Linked DNA regions of Mus musculus: region 2 is linked to region 1. Evidence: chromatin loops called from intact Hi-C (ENCODE). Cell type or tissue: heart. All regions are shown on one strand. Links, peaks and the distances in the headings refer to the core of each region. The heading gives the core; the rest is flanking DNA.

Region 1 (8,593 bases), core at 404-8,403:
GGGAGGGGCGTCCATCAAAGGTGCTTCCCTGTCTCTGTGGTTCACTCTTAGACATTGCCTTTGTGGCTCTTCCCCACAAATCTGTGGGAGAGAAATGGGTGGGTGATATTGCACTGAATTTTCTAGCAAAGAGATCAGATTAGATCACCCAAGGGCACAATGAGGAAGTGAGAAGTCTAAGTTTTCATTTTCTTTCTATAAACCAATGTACACTTATGATCCAGAAGTGTGTGTGGTGATCAGATACATCACAGGATCAATAATTAGGAAGCTTTATTTGTGCCTGAAACACAGGTGAGTCATTTTCATGGAGCTGAGCATGGCACTTCACTAATCTCGGTGTTCACTGATTCTATTAGTCTGACTTGCTGGTGAGCTCCCGTGAATCTGCCTCCCCCAGTCCCCACAGCCATATCTGGGTACAGATACATACTCCCTTACCTGGATTTTTATATGGGTACTGAGAATCCAAACTTGGGTCATCAAATTTGTACAACAAGCAGTTTAGTACTTGAGCCACCTTCCCAGCCTCTGTTTCTGACATTGGAGTGAAGAGAGAGGGGCTGATACAGTTGCCTTTACCTCTCACTGAGGCAAGAATGGTGAAGTGGCTCCCAGAGTCAGGGCTGGGATGTCTGTCCTTTATGTTCAGCCAAATTCCCTTTTGAGTCTTGAAAGCATATGATGACATCTCTCCTCTGTGTAGACAAGACAAGGCCATTTCCCTCCAAGAGTGTCTCTCAGGTCACTTGCATCCCCATCTCAGCACTTGCATCCCCATCTCAGTTTGGCCAACCATTGGGGATGAAGAATGCTGTGTCCTGTCAAGTTACAAATGCCTGTCTCTCACTTTATTTATTTATTTATTTATTTATTCATTTATTTATTCATTTATTTATTTATTATATGTAAGTACACTGTAGCTGTCTTCAGACGCATCAGAATAGGGTATGGGGATGAAGAATGCTGTGTCCTGTCAAGTTACAAATGCCTGTCTCTCACTTTATTTATTTATTTATTTATTTATTTATTTATTATATGTAAGTACACTGTAGCTGTCTTCAGACGCACCAGAAGAGGGTATCAGATCTTATTACGGGTGGTTGTGAGCCACCATGTGGTTGCTGGGATTTGAACTTCGGACCTTTGGAAGAGCAGTCGGGTGCTCTTACCCACTGAGCCATCTCACCAGCCCTGTCTCACACTCTCTTTGCCTGATATTCTCTTTATCTGCACATCTGTTGCTCACATTCAAAACCCATCTTCTTTCAAAACTAAAGAGTAGTATCAACATTTCTGTGTCCTGAAGTCTCAACCAAGTTCATGGTAAGTTGTTACATGATGTTAGTTTGAGGTTAATATCCACATATATGCGTATGTTTATTTCTTTGAATATAATATGTAATTATGTGATACTCATATACATATGGAAACAAGGATAGATAGACAGACAGTCAGGTGATAGACAAACAGACAGAAAAATGATAGATATGGATAGATAAGAGAAAAAGAGGGCAAAGAAAAAAGACAGGAAAATTCTTCAACAGAAGCCGATATTCTGACTAAGCAGGTCTCCAGGGCTTAGCTGTGGATTTTGATAAATAAAATAAGAACACCTTTTCACACCCTGGAAAATTTTGTCTCATTAATACAACAAGGATATGCATGAGCTGTTATTACCATGCTGCTGCTGGAGTTGACAATTAAATGCCTCTGAGATTTCTGCAGTTATTTTTCTTTCCTATCCAGTAGCTGCTACCAGGATTTCCCATGGGCAAAATCCTTCATCTTGGTTAGGAATTATGTCCTCCAGGATTTCATCATTTATTTGCATGTTAATAAAAATTCAAGAAGAGACAGGATAAATTCTAAAAGAGTGGTTGACATGTTATCCTACTTCAGAAGAGAGAAAGCCATCTTCCTCAGGGTTCCAGGAGGAGAAAGACAGATGGTGGCATCTTAATATCTTCTGACTTACCAGTGAGATTCAACTCTATCCTTGTCCTCTCCTGCAGCTCAAACATCTATGAAGGGGACGAGACCTCCCTGTTCACACTGCATCACAAACATGAATCCATCCTGTTCACTACAAGTCATTATTCCATGTGAGTGTGGTCACTCCCCCTTATGTGAAAATCTTATGGGTAAAACTCAGTTCTTAAAATGTTTAACAGATTTACAGAGGTCTTAAATTTTAAGGTTTTATATTTTACACTGAGTTTGAAACAATACACTCGATTTGGCTCACTGAATTGTCAGTCAGGCAATCTGTTCCCATGCTCCTGTGAGACCCTTTATTCTTCCTCCCTCAAGATTCATTCTCATGCTAAACTTGAGAGCCATTGTTACTCTGGAATGGAGAAAACAGAAGGTGCTGAAGAAAGAGGAAAGAACAAGGGAGTTTTGGGGGAATAGATCTTTTAATTTTTTCTTAAGTTTGTGTGTATTTCCCCTCTTAAATTGCTTTCTTTATGAATAAATCCACTTTACCTTATTTTCATACCTGTTGTAGTTAATATACCTGGGCTATACAACAGCGCTTTTTTATTAGAAGCTCAATTCAAGGATGTGAAGAACTGTTTCAACTGGTGCTGGAGTGCTTGGTAGACAATCAAAAGTACCCAAGTTAAAGTCCTAGCACCCACAAAAATAAATAAATAAATAAATAAATAAATAAATAAATAAATAAAACCCGTTCCTCCAGATCTGAGAAAAGCATATCCTTAGAACTTGCTGTCCAGCAAGCAATGAGCTTAAGGTTCAGTGAGAGACACTCTCTTAAAAATAAACTGGCCAGAGACAGAGGAAGATGCCTGGCATCCTTCTTTGGCCTCCACATGGCATTCCCTTGCATCCCACACGCCTATAAACCACACCTCCACCACAATAAACCTCTTATGCCATCTTTGTTTTTCAATTTAGAATCTACCTTCCTCTCCATCTACCCAACACCCACACTGTCCCTCAGGGTGTGTGTGTGTGTGTGTGTGTGTGTGTGTGTGTGTGTGTGTGTGTGGTATATGCAGCATGTGTTTTTCCAACCATAGGCATATGCCAAGTAATGAGACTCCAACCAGACAAGTACAAGGTGCATTCTAAAATAGCAGTATCCTTCAGAGTCAGAGCACAGCCATGGTCAACCCATGCACATTAGGTAGGGGAGCCAAGGAATAAATACTGAAATGCTCCTTTCCTCTTATTACCCAAGCTCTCCCAAGCTTAGACTCAATAGAGCTAAAGGAGGCAGTTTATAAAGGTTGGCTGGTAAAGCATGGCACCGTGGGGCAGGAAGGATCCCTAAGCCCAAGGAGCAGATGGGGCATACATACTGGCTTCAGAACATTTTTCAAAGGGAGTCTACAAAAAGCAGCAACGATATTACCTTCTCACTGGGGCTGCTAACTTCCAGTGATCAACTGCCTCCCTAGCACTTCACAGAAATTACCTCATGTGTTATGTCCTGTATTTGCCTGGTGTGATTGCATCAGGAACAGAGGCACTGTCTCATACCCTGTGTCTTTTCAACACCCAATAGATAGTGACCATCCACAGCACGTACCAGAAGAGCATATTGACTGAATACATATCTTATGTGCTAGCATCAACAAAATGTTTTGTGTTCATGTTGTGAAAGGCTTTTTTATTAAGTGGAGAATAAACATATTCTTGCAGATATGCCCCTGGCATTGTGTTTGTTTCAGGTGACAATCTCATTCTTGTTTTGCGTTTGTAAAATATATATAGATTTTCAGGGTATAGAATCTTGCTATGTTTATGAATGCAAAGATCTCCCTGTTGTGTGCATCTGTAATTTGTTCTCCATTAAAAAATGAGACCCCGTAGAGAAATTAGTTCATGATGAAGAATCCAACCATATCCCAGTTTTTCCTCTGAACTGGCCATAGAGATCTGGCTCATTCTCAAGTATGGAGATGTCTACTTGGCCTTGAAATCTACTTTTAGCCAGTCCCCCTAAATCAAAATAAGATTTGTTATTTGCAAAAGCCAACACTACATTCATTCAACAATTTGTAAAACAAGTCCATTTGCCTCAGTTTTGGTCCTAACAGTTTTCCTGGCTATGTGGAGTCTCAAGCCACTCTCCATCTATGCATGTTGCAGAGAACATCACATCTGGACTCCCTCTGCATCTCTCACCCTACTGTGTCTGCAGAGTCCTCTTCACTACTGTACTAATTGAAATAACTTGTATATCTCCTTCAAAAAAGTCAGTTAGTAAAGAGCAGAGCCCACTGGAACTGTCCACATTTGGCACTCTGCACACAAGATAGACATGATGCTGGAAGAAGGGAGACTATCCTTAGCTATTTGCTTTCTCGCCTCACAAGTAACCAAGGCTGAGTCAGCTTGACCAAGTGGTGACCATGAACTCTCAGTTGCTGTTGGGTGATAATAAAAATCCATCACGTGCTAGATACTGCAGGAACATTGTAAACACATGTGCACACTTGTGAGCATCACAGTCAGTAACGGGAACTGTATGGAATAGGTTCACAAGGATGTAGAGTGCTTATACCACTGCTTACTAACTGTCAAAATTCAGAGTCTTCACAACTTTTTTTCAAAAGGAAGAATAAGAATGGAATCTGCTTTAGTCACTGTGGTATAAAGATTGAAACAGCTCAGTGGAGTTAATATTTATGACCAATTATGCTCTGGAACACGGTACGTGCCAAAAAATATTTCATTTACCAAAGATACAAACTTGAAAATGAAGGGAGTTATCTGTTTGTCAACAAAGAGAACAGAACAAAGCATATTATGCTTAGAACTGTCAAGTTGATGTTGCTTGCACACAGGGTCTTACCTTCTCTTACAAACTAGGAGGCAGTAGTTATTACCACTTACACGGGAAGCATGATGGATTCCTATAGGCTAGTGTTGGCTTGGTGTAATTTCTTGAGCAAAAGGTGAACTTCAATTAGCTGAAGGCAGAGTTAGTCAGTGTGGACTTTGTTCTCCATTTTCCTGTCCTCTCAGTTTACCCCAGGGAGTTGAAAAAGAATAATGCCATATAGAGCCACACACTGGTCCCACACATGCCTACAGATCAGCTAGAGCTAATGACTTGACTGGCCCTTTTACTCTGCAGACATGCCACACTGACAATGCCTCATTCACAAGGTGGCTCCCAAGGAGCATGCGACTGACTACTGTAAAGCCAGCAGATGGCACTGTCTGCAGAGGTCTGCTTTGGTAATCCAACATATCTCACACTTCCTTCCTTGTTCTCTTCTATCGGGCTGAGCATTTCCCTGGTTAGCTTTCCATTTTCTGTTGGTCCTGAGATGCGTGTTACCCTCATCTACCCAAGGCTTGTAACTAACACACTGTTGTTGATGCAAATGAATATAACTTTTATCTGATTAGAGCTCTCAGGGAAGGAGGCTAAGGACAAGGACATCTGTAGTACAAACAAGTTTCCTGTGAAGGGGATCCTGGCGACTGGGCACTCAGAAATTATACTGTCTGCCAATGTCCAAGTTTTCTTTCTATTGCTATAATAAACATCATGACCAAAAGTAACTTGGGCAGTAACCAAATCAGATCTTGGAAGAATGCTTCTTACTGACTTGGTTTATATAGCTTGCTTAGCCTGCTTTCATATACATGCCAGAACTTCCTCTCAGAGATGAGGATACCCAAAGCTGGTTGGTTCCTTTGACATTACTCATTAATCAAGAAAATGCCCTTGCAGATTTGCCTACTACATGTCAGTCTGATGGAGGCATTTTCTCACTTGAGGTTTACTCTTCCCCAGTGACCCTAGCTTGTGATAAGTTGCCAAAAACCTAACTGGCACAACCAGGACAAAGACAGCTCCATGAAAGGCACATCATAGACATCCATTATCAGAGTTGTGCCATTCTGTGCTGGTGGGGATTATCAACTTTTCACTGTTGTGAGAAGGGATCTAAGACCAAGAAGAAATGGGAAAACAAGGACTCTGACAGTTCAACAAGATCAGAAACTTCAAATAGCCAAGATCAAGATAGGAGGCAGGCTATTGTTATTTTACTTCTGTTATCTGTTACAGATTACCAAACCCTTGGTATCTTAAACCACAATAATTCATCATCACATATCTAAAAACCAAGAACCTAAAAAGTACCCCATGAGCCTAAAAAACACCTGCCGATATGGGTTTAGCCAATTTTGAAGTTTTGGGGAAAGAATCCCTTTGCCTGCCTTCTCCACTTTGGAGTGACTGTTCAGATGCTGTGCTTTGTGGCTCCTTGCTTCTTCAAGAGCCTTCCCAGATGGTGAGATCTGTCTCACAACACAGCACTTTGACTCTGGTCCCTGTGTCTCCACTTATCAACTTTAGTGATAAGTGGATATTTAGTGATAAGTGGATAAGTGGTCTCTGGATATTTCAGAACAGTCTTATCTAAGAGTCACATGTTTAATAACCTTAATTCTATTTGCAATGTTAGTTTCTGGTTTTGATAGAATGTAAGTTATCTGAGAGTGTTGGAAATCTGCTGGTATATAATATAATATCAAACGGTGGTGGGATTATTTTATCTACCTCATCCAAATTCAAAATAATGTAAACTATTACATTGTAACGCTATTAATCCAAACCCTTCTTGAAGGTATTTATTTTCTTTCATTTACAACATTACATGTCTTATTTAACATGATGAGATTTATGTTCCTTTGTGTGTGGTGCTAGAAGTAGAATCCAAGATTCTTTGTGTGTTCTGCCACTGGGCTACACCCTGATCCAAGATGGCAATTTTTAATTTCACCCACATAAGTATTTGTTCCAAACAAAAACAAATTCCTGTTCAGATGGTGCCAAGGAAAATCAGTCTCTCGTTTCATTACACTTGGGGATAGAAAAGAATGAGCAGAGCCCATGGTCATTAGGCGCTTTTGAGCCCCTGCTGCACCTCCCTGGACTTCAGCAGAGGTACTTCTGAGTGCAAAGGAAAATTCCAGTCTCCAGACACTGATGTAATACAGTTTAAACAAAAATGGCAAGGTATTAGACTGTGGTAGCCTAGAATCTATTAATGCTTTGTAAGGCATATAGAATATTTTTCTTTTATACTCAGTGGCCTGTATGTGTGGCTATGTGTGTAGGCCAAACATTATCTACATAAATTAGTTCTCTGCCAGATCTTTTGAGACAAGGTCTTTCACTGAGCTTTGAGAAGACTGTTCGGTCACTGAGCCTCTGTGGTTCACCAGGAACATTCTCTCTGGTACTGGGATGACAGGCTTGTTATGTTTACAATAACTCTTGCTTTTCTTCTTGGGTATAAACGCACGATCGATCTCTTGTTTGTGCTGCAAGCACTTTACCGACGCAGCTTTCTCCCTAGGCTCCTATGTGACTTTAAAATTTGAATTTGAGTGGGTTAATATTTAAAATTATAGAACTCAAACTTTTTTCCAGAAAATCATTAGGTGATACCTGCTTGGAAATGCTGTCCACTCTGCTTTCTGACACGCCTACAGGGGGTGTGTAGACAGGAGGATGTATAAACTGGAGGATGTATAGATACGAAGATGTAGAGACAGGTGAATATATAAAATGAAACATGTATAGACAGGGGGATATATCTCCATCAGGATTCTACTGCTTCTTGTACCTGGCAGGACCAGGGTTGGAATCTGTGTTCTGAGCCAGTTTCTTGGGGCACCACTGTACAATGTATTTAGGATACCAGAGACTGGGTGATTGATTGATTGATTGATTGATTGATTGATTTATTTATTTATTTATTTATTTAATCTATCTGTCTATCTATCTATCTATCTATCTGTCTGTCTGTCTGTCTGTCTGTCTGTCTATCTTATGTGTATGGGCATTTGGCCTACATGTATAGAGACTGGATAATTTATAAAGAAGAATTTATGTTTCTCAGGACTTCTAGAAGCACAAATTCAAGGGGGCAGATTTATCGGATGGGATTTCTGTGTCCTCAACTGGGAGAAGATCGAGGGGAATGCTCTCCTGAGCATCCATTTTGCTGTTTTAAACATCCTTCATTTATCCATCTACTCTGTTTTTATCAGACCCCTAAATATGTCACACATTCACTTTGTGGCTAATGCTGGAAACCCCAGCACACTGCATAACATCTACAGAAACACTACACACAGTGGGAGCAGGGAAACAGCTCATTCTTAGAAGCTCTGTAAGGAAAGGTGGGCTATGGGCAGGTGAGTGCTGGATGACATTTAAAAGGAGCCTGGAGTCTGCAGCTGCAGAGAGACCTTGTCATATCCCAGAAGATGAACTACACTCAGGCAAGGCCACTTGTGCTGCTCCAACATTGAAGGGGCAGAGCAGGTTCATTCTCAGATGCTTGCGCATAAAGTCTAAATTCATGTCCCAGGCACAGCCCACAGGAGCCCAGGGTGAGTGTTACTAATTTCCCTCTCAAATCTCTCATGTTCCTGTTTCAGAACTTCCCTCACAGAAGTATCTGCTTTCTCCTGTTCAGAACAAAGCAGCAGATAGGATTGTAAACAAATTCAACCCTTTAGAGGGTCATTCTCACCCCAGCCTGGTGCTGGGAAAACACAAAAACACACACAAAAGAGATGGTTTGGT
Region 2 (8,593 bases), core at 499-8,498, 720 kb after region 1:
AGCTGAGCATAGCAATGGTACCACACGCTGGGATGAGAATGGGCTTTCTTTTTATTTTGCACATACCTATGTCCTTTCTGTTATTGTTGGGGAAAGTTTGCCTTTTAATGAAAACTTGATTAATAAACATATACATTTTTGTTTGGAGACATGCTTGAGAATTAGACAGTGGTAGTAGCCATGTGTCCCTGCCAGTCAGTAAAGCCAGCCATTGGGCTGTAGTACTTTAGGGTAGAAATTTTATTCTATGTCAATTGTTTTAAAACAAAATCAGAAGACACTGCAGAAGCACCTCAGATTTAGGATTGAGCTTTCTGGAATGGTTCCCTCTGCTCCTTCATCACCACTGTGTCTCATTCTGGCCCAACAGCAGATCATGGTGCCAAATGCAGACAGGAACAATTAGTGGAGGCTATAATGTCCTCAGGGGTTTCTCTCCCACAGCTGAGCTTTTGAAAGTGAAGTAGGAGTGAGCAAACAAATGGACGCATCAGCTCACATTAAGGGAGACTCCTGGGAAAGAAATTTCTTTCCTTAATAGTACAGGAAATGTCCTTGCTTATGGAGGATTGGAAACTCAGTCACACTTGAGGGCATGTGTCCTCACTATGGCCACCCCCAGCTCTTTTTACCAACCCTTAGTTAGCCCCCATTGATGCCTGTACTATCTGCCCTTTGTTGCATAATTAACCATTTGGTAGTGTAAGACATCCAAGGTTTATGTAGTTTATAATTCTGCACTTCTCAGATGAGGCCTTCGTAGCTCACCCTCCAGGTGATCAGGTTAGTCAGCTGGCTGTAAACTGGGCTAACCTGTCTGCTTTCCCCCTCTTTGCCCATCAAGGGATCCTGGACTGTTTGCACAGTAGAACAAGCTTCCAAGAAGACAAGTGATGCTTGTAATGCCAAACCAACAGGGATGGCATGTCATGGTCACCCAAGGTCACAAGCCAATTTGGACCCAGAGAAACATGAACCACACCCTACTGATGGCTGAAATGACATATAGTCACATTATAAGACCTGGGATACAACTTGGGAAAGCTGTAAAAATGTGGGGATTAATGAGTTCTCAGTTTAAAGAGCTAGCCAAACTTCCCAGGGGGACATAAGGAACCTAATTATTTAATAACTTCAAAACTAGAGAGGATTGGAAGCATCCCCACTAGAGAAAGCATCCCCAAAGGAGCTGAAGTGTGTCTGTCCATCCCCACTGTGTCCTGTTGTCTTCCCTGTAGAGCTGAATGTGAAGAGCTAGCTAGATGAGCTGACTCGGGGATGCTGGGAGCGGCCAAAGGACAAGGCAAGGAGACTCAGCTCCCAATGACTCCAAGCCCAGGGACAGAGCGATGCTATGCTTGCTAAAGTAACAGACTACTTATGTGCCTCAGTTTCCCAGTACTCAAAGGCATAATAAGCTGGTCACAACATATGTTTCTTTATATCTATTTCATACGGGCTCAATTCCACAGGGTGTGTTCAAAAAGTTACTGGACAACAAAGCAATTATCTGAAAACTCAGCAGAATTGGGGCATAAGTCCCAAGCACGTCCTCACTTCAGGAACATTTAATAAACTGACTATAAGTACTCCTTAGTCGGCATCCCCAGGCACTGTGAGTCAGTAGGTCTGGGTTGTGCAGAAGCCTGTCATTTTAGCCAGCCTCTCTATTTGTCTGGAGAGTTTGGTTTCATTACCTGGGGCATGAGGTCACTGTATCTACCCTGTCTGGCTTCAGTGTGTGATCTAATAGACAGTGAAGAACGTTGAAGCAGATCCTATAATCTCAGCTAATCATAGAGGGAGAAGCTCTGAGGGAGCTAATTTTGTTAGGGTATGTCTACTTTGTTCGCTGGGATCTCAGTTCCAGTCTCTAGGCATTATTCCTGATCACCCTTGAACTCTAGGATTCTCTCATTATACTCCTGCAAGGTTGCATGAAGGTGAAAATTACAAAGACCCCACAGAAAGATTGTTAACAGGATAGAAGTTAATTTGCACCTTCCAAAGCAGCCTGGTGCTGGTATAATGAGTCAGTTCCTTACAAGCACACAGGAGCTCAGCTGTTCCCTTGTCCAGCTCCTGTCATATCTGTCTCACAGTATACGGTGAGAGCACACTCAAGCTCTCAAACTCACATCCTCAACACAACATTGGAAGGAGAGAAAAAGATTGCACAATAATCTCCCATTAAAGAAGTTTATGGCTACTACAGTTTACTTGTACCACTTCTGCCCACGTGACATTAGTCATAACTGGTCACACAGAAAGGCAGCCATTAGAGAGGAGCCAGGGATAAGTCACTCTCTATTGTAGAAGAATGGCATAGGGTCTGAGTCTCCACAAAAGGAAGAGAACTGGGAAGTGTAAGAGAAGTAACCCCTCCCGTGACTAAGCTATGTCAAAACGTGTGACTGTATATGTCACTTGTGAATAGTCTCACTTACATGCATTTCTTGTAGCGTTCTTCATTAGAGCAGTGAAAACATAAAATATTAAGTGTCCAATAAGAAAGACATCATTAAGTCAGTCATGAGGCATCAACTTAATAATCTAAAATCTCCAGAAAGACTGGTCGCCAAGATTGTATAATCATTTATAGCTAGAAATGGAGAACCCTAGGATCTTCTATCTTCTCTCTTAAATGCCTAAGAAATATCAATTCAGACCTGAGAGCTTGGCCTTAAAGGGAAACCAATTCCTCAGATGAGACAACCCAGGGAACACAGTGTTTAGGATGAATCCGCTCAGGCTTCATTCATTGTGAATTTAAATTCTATGAAACAATTTCCTCTGGGAAATAATGACAGAAGAGTAAAATCAGGAAAGCATTTTCTGTCCCTTAGACATCTGCTGCCAAGCTGCATCAGCCCACAATCCCAGCACTCTCTAGCACTGGGCTGTAAGTGACTCTTCTGTCCACATTTCTGGGCACTCCAGTGTCTAATCTACATAGAAACACAAAAACACAAGTGTCAGGAGAACATGACAAGATGTTGCTAAAAGAATTGCTTCCTGGATGATGCCCACTGAGGTGCAAAGATTCACAGGAGGAAGGTGACAATATGGATCCTGCTGATGATATAGGTAAAGAACTGTAGCTTAGAGCACACGTCTTGGTTCTAAGCACAGAAAGCAGCAAGTAGACAGGATGGACATTGCTTAAGCAGGAATTTCACAGCTGCTCTGCACTTAGAACTTATCCCCTTCTAGATGTCAATTCCAGATGAGATTTAGTCAACCCACCAGAGGGCAGGGAGATGCCACGGGATCACTACTCTGTGTTCCCTTTGCAGCAAGGCATGGTTGGAAGAGTCTCCGAGTTTAATGATGACTATTAATGACAACTCATCTACAAATATGGAAGGAGAGTGAAGGAATGGATTCTGTTGAGTCTTCTGCTTTGGAGAGATGGCCATCCTATGATCACCCGCTTCTTCATAGCATGAACATGTGTCTGGAGATGTTGAGACAGATGCAACAAGTCCCTAAGGCAAAAGCAAACACTCAGGAAACAAGAAAGGGTTTTTAGATGGAAGATGACTGAGTAGGACTATGAAGGGATATAAGACGCCATGGTCTGGGAAGATGGTTCGTTCAGTCAGTAAAGTGCTTTCTATGAAAGCATGACTTCGGGCTGGTGAGATGGCTCAGAGGGTGAGAGTACCCGACTGCTCTTCCAAAGGTCCAGTGTTCAAGTCCCAGCAACCACATGGTGGCTCACAACCATCCGTAACAAGATCTGACGCTCTCTTCTGGTGTGTCTGAAGACAGCTACAGTGTACTTACATATAATAAATAAATAAATCTTTTTTAAAAAAAAGAAAAGAAAAGAAAAGAAAGCATGACTTCAATGCCCAGTGCCCACAAAAAAAAAAAAAATCTAGGCATAGAACTTCATCCTTGCAATCTCAGTACCAAAGAGGTAGAGACAGGTGAATCCCTGGGGACTCTGGCCAACCCTATTAGCCTAGATGCATGCCCCAAGTCTCAGTGAGAGAGATTGTCTCTTAAAATAACGCATATAGCACCTGACCTCTGTCCTAAACACACACACACACACACACACACAATGTGCACTGGTATCTGAGCACAGGTTTTTATCTCCTTCTCTCTCTCTCTCTCTCTCTCTCTCTCTCATGCTATGGCAACTGGAATATCTCTGGAATGGCTTAGAAGAAATTGGTAACAGATGTTGCCTTTAGGGTAGAAAAGAGGGGAATCAGTCACTTTGAGTATTGTTTGAGAACATACTTTGTACTTAATTACATCATATGTGCTTATTTTAAAACTTGTATTAAAAAAAGAGACACAAGATGAAACATTTTTATTCTATTTACCAACCATAAATTCCCAGCCTATGACATAAAGAAAGACCTTGAAGTTTCTTCCTGTGTCAGGTTTTCATACACGAGGCTCGAGCCACCAACTGTCCTGAGAAAGAACTGAAAGTCCAGAGATCACACAGTACTTTCAAATGTTATCTCGGGTGTGACCTGAAGTTGGCCATCAAGAGGGCAAAGCACATTCCAGTCAACTGAGAAAGTACCACACACCTGTTCCTATCATTTGCTCCTAAAACTATGCTTTTCCTTCAAGTGTGTGCCAGCCACTTTCCCTCCTCGGGATCTTTGCACAGACCCACTCCACCTTACTGTGTCCTCCACTTACTTTATACCGAGTTATCCCTAACTCCACTTTCTGATGCAGAATCTGACCCTCTCATATAAGAATGGAAATCCCTTAGCCACTTATACTAGAACCCCTATTTCTATGTTCCTGGAGTGGGGAGCCTCATCTAGGTATTTCTTATCTGTATATTGCAATGTTCATTTCTAGAATATACATGCAGTGCCTATCATTTAGCTTACCTATTGGCACAAAAATCCATTTGGCTGTTTGTATCAATATAATGTATTCACAGTTACATAGTATTTCGTTGGAAGTACCCCCCTCCCCGTGAAATTAGGGAAATGTTTCTGTTCTTTTCTGTAAAATGTGTGCAACAGTAAATATGTAAACATATTATAGCTCAATAAAAATAAAACAAAATAGTCATAATCTTTTAAAAGACACCATAACAGATTTAGAGCTATATGAAGGAAATAATATTGTTGCATGGTGCTATAGAAAATGCCACAGCTGACTCCTCTCACAGAATAAAAGCCCCTACCACCCAAAACACAGGGCTTTAAAAATATAACAAGAGCTATATAGGAGTCATGTAAAAAGAAAAACCTTCAAAATTTCATCAACAAAAGGAAACATACTTGAATAAAGGCAGAGATTCCCCGCCCCATACACATATACACACACCCCTTTTAGAATTGAGCAGAAAAGTCACACAGCTCCCCCTGTTGGTTGGAGTAGAAAGTGTCACAAAATGTCTGGTGAGGAGGTAGTTGATTTCTAGTTTTTCCTTCCCACCGTTGGCATGTTAAAAGCCTTCCAAAATATTGTAGACATTTTCTCCTAATCTTTACCCACTATGAAATTTGAATCATGCCTTGAATTTGGACAGACTTTGGGCTAATGATTATCTGTTGAAATGCAGTGTGTATAGCTCTGCTCTAGGCAAAGAATCAGCACAATTTTCTTTACCCACCCCCACAAAGAACAAACAAATAAAACATTTACTCTTCTTTGGGTGGACCTTTGTCCTAACTGTGAAGTGCACGCTCCACTAGAAATTCAAATGGAAGATGTGCCCATCTCAGTCCAACAGGAAGGCAAGTCACACCAGATGGCTTGATGTGCCATCTCTGGAGTATGTACATGATCAAGAGGACAGAGAAGAATATTTAAATGCTCAGAGACTCATTTTGTGGGACTTTGTTACTACTGAGTATACCTTGAGTGGGAAGAGGAGGGGAAACTATCTGGAGCCTCAAGAGATGGAGGGGCCATGTGCCTAGAAGATTTTCAGTTGTCCAGACATGGCCACTTCCCAGAACAGAGAGCACACCTATAAAACTCACAATCACCCTCAAAGTAATATAATACTCAGTGAAAAGTAATGTTTCCAATAGTGTCCATGACCCTACACACACACACACACACACACACACACACACACACACACACACACATACACACACACACACACGGAAACAGACAGAGACAGAGAGGCAGAGACAGAGAGTGTAAGAAAGTGAGAACGAGAGAGAGAGAGAGAGAGAGAGAGAGAATATTAAGGATTGTGCATGTTCATGCCAGGCTCAGCCATTCAGGCTCTTAGCTTTCCTCCAGTCCAGAACATAATCCTCTCCAAAGCCCTGACTTAAAAGAAGAGCCACACTAGGAGCATATGAAACATCTTGCTTTCTGGACATACCCAAACACTTTCCCATGGCGCTATTTAGCTTGTGGTTCTTTCCTTTGCATTTCCAGTAACCTGGAGACTAGACCCAAAGTGCCATGTGAAGCCATGCAAAGAGGATTCCATGACAGGAGTGGGTGACACCCAGCCCTGTGTCCTGCATCACTAAAACCAAGAGCCCTATCCGCATCAGTGAAAGTACTGGCCATTTCCAGATGCATCCGTGCTCAAAAACAGCCTTGAGCTCAACAGGCGGTTTGGTTGGACAGTGCTGATTATCCCTGCGTCAGCCTGCCTACCTCACATCTAATGATTTTTAACGAATCTGAGACTTCCCAAATCAGTTCTGTCCTACCGTGAGGTGATGAACCAAGTTATGAGCAGCCAGCATGCTTTCCCTCCGAAATGAGATCATTTGGATTGTCATAATTACAATTCCTTCCTGGGAGACAAGGTTAGGCTCCATTTCCCTTTTTCCTAACTTCAGATAAGAACACTGAATTGCTGCTTCAGGAGGCATCAGTTCTGATTTTTTTTTTTCCTTTGTAACAGCATGACTGTTACAAACTTGGGGACTTTCCAGATGGTCAACTTGTAGAAACCAATTAAGACCGTTTTCCTGGATAACTTGTGATTTTGGACAAGAAGAACAACTACGAATGCAGCCCGATCCTATGCCGTTGTGTTGTTTCCTCTGTGATTCATCCTTGCTTTCTAGCACAAGCTCTGTCAGATTCATCTCAGCCTCTCCTTGCCTGAAAGACATCAGCAATCATCCCAATGGGTACTAATGGTACACACACACACACACACACACACACACACACACACACACACACACATACACACACACATACACAGGGCTAAAAGTATATGTGTTGTGTGTGTATATATTTACACACACATACACATTCCTTTAAAGGAGAAACATTAAAGACACTTTTAGACCTGACTGTGATTGCCTTCTAGGCAACATTTGGTACTTGTTAATATGTTTCCTTTCATGATACTCTTTATCTGGTGGCACCACACCATCTTTGCTTTCCTGCCTTGTAGTTCTTAGGTTCCCCTGGCACCTGCTTTTTTCTTGCTAGTCTCCTACCTACAGAAGTTCCAGTGCTCTGACTCTTCCCATCATCGCTGGATTCATTTCCACCCAAATATGAAACCCTACTCTATAACCGGCCTAACTTCTGAACACTGTCATGTCTGTGATGGTGACTTGCTTCCCTGTAGTCAGGCTCCCCCACTGGCCGCCCTCTTACACTGCATAAGGAAGTTGACTTGGAGCCCATTGTCTCACTCTGCACCCCATTTCAGGAGTTAGATATAATATCTCCTGGGCCTCCCCACAACATCTTTGCCTTTCCTCCATCATCTGGTCAAGGAACAATGGATGCAATACACTTGGATCCACCTTCTCCACACCATTTCAGCCCAGTTCCAGGGTAGGGCAAGCCTGTCTTGATTGGTCTATTCCAAAACCTCCTCTTTCATCCTCTCTCAGTCTCTGAGCTGTGGCCAGAATAGCCATTTAAACATAGAAAATAAACCTCAGCAGTCCTCTGATTAAAATTCAGCAACATCTTATCATTCTCACAGTCAAGTCCAGATTTGACCCACTGACCTTCAAGACAAATAACCTTTCATAAGCTCCCTCAGTCAAATTCAGTTTGAATAAAATTGTCTTTTTCTTTTCTTTCTTTCTTTTTTCTAGAGTTCTGAACAAACCCCAAGGCTTTTTCTTATGCAAAGCTGTTTTCTTTATCAGATGTCATGTTTGCCCTTTACCCCTAGTGCTTAGTTCATATGCATTCCTATGTCTTAATTACCACAACTGGGGTGTCTGGGAATTACTGCAGAGTCAGAAAAACCCTACACAACAAGAGTAGGGACTGATATGAGGCAGACTGCCAGTAAATGTCCAGTATCAATAGCTTATGAGTAACAAGATAGTCTGCAAACTGGGTTCATCCTTGAGATGAAGCACTCTATACTTGATAGAATCACATCTCGATTCTTCTGTGAGTAGAGCTTCTAGCATATAGCTTGTTTCCTTCCTTCCTTCCTTCCTTCCTTCCTTCCTTCCTTCCTTCCTTCCTTCCTTCCTTCCTCCTTGTACTTGACATTGAATCTGGGGCCTAACACAAGATAGGCTGGCACTCTATCCCACAAATGATATCTCTAGCCCAACACATGGTTTGTAGATGATAGAGTTATGTATAGATAAGTGACATGTAGTTCACTCTGAATGATGTAGTTGAACTCTAAGTC

The links. Hi-C counts contacts between places; a loop is a spot of excess contacts. Peaks named below come from ENCODE experiments on the same cell type or tissue, not always from the same donor. Only the 100,000 strongest peaks of a DNase experiment are listed, where the experiment ranks them.
Region 2: it touches region 1 in a loop (9-fold over the local background); 8 of 42 quality-filtered maps call a loop at or near these places.

Annotation. Positions count from the first base shown.
Region 1 is chr15:32,727,644-32,736,236 of GRCm38, reverse strand. No RefSeq gene overlaps it. Among named protein-coding and RNA genes, the nearest start is that of Gm41289, 41 kb to the left of the region's middle. In heart, for the core only: a CTCF peak has its summit at 5,183 (motif pointing right); no DNase peak of the experiment used is centred there.
Region 2 is chr15:32,008,991-32,017,583 of GRCm38, reverse strand. No RefSeq gene overlaps it. Among named protein-coding and RNA genes, the nearest start is that of Gm32499, 140 kb to the left of the region's middle. In heart, for the core only: CTCF peaks have their summits at 5,367 (motif pointing left) and 7,576; no DNase peak of the experiment used is centred there.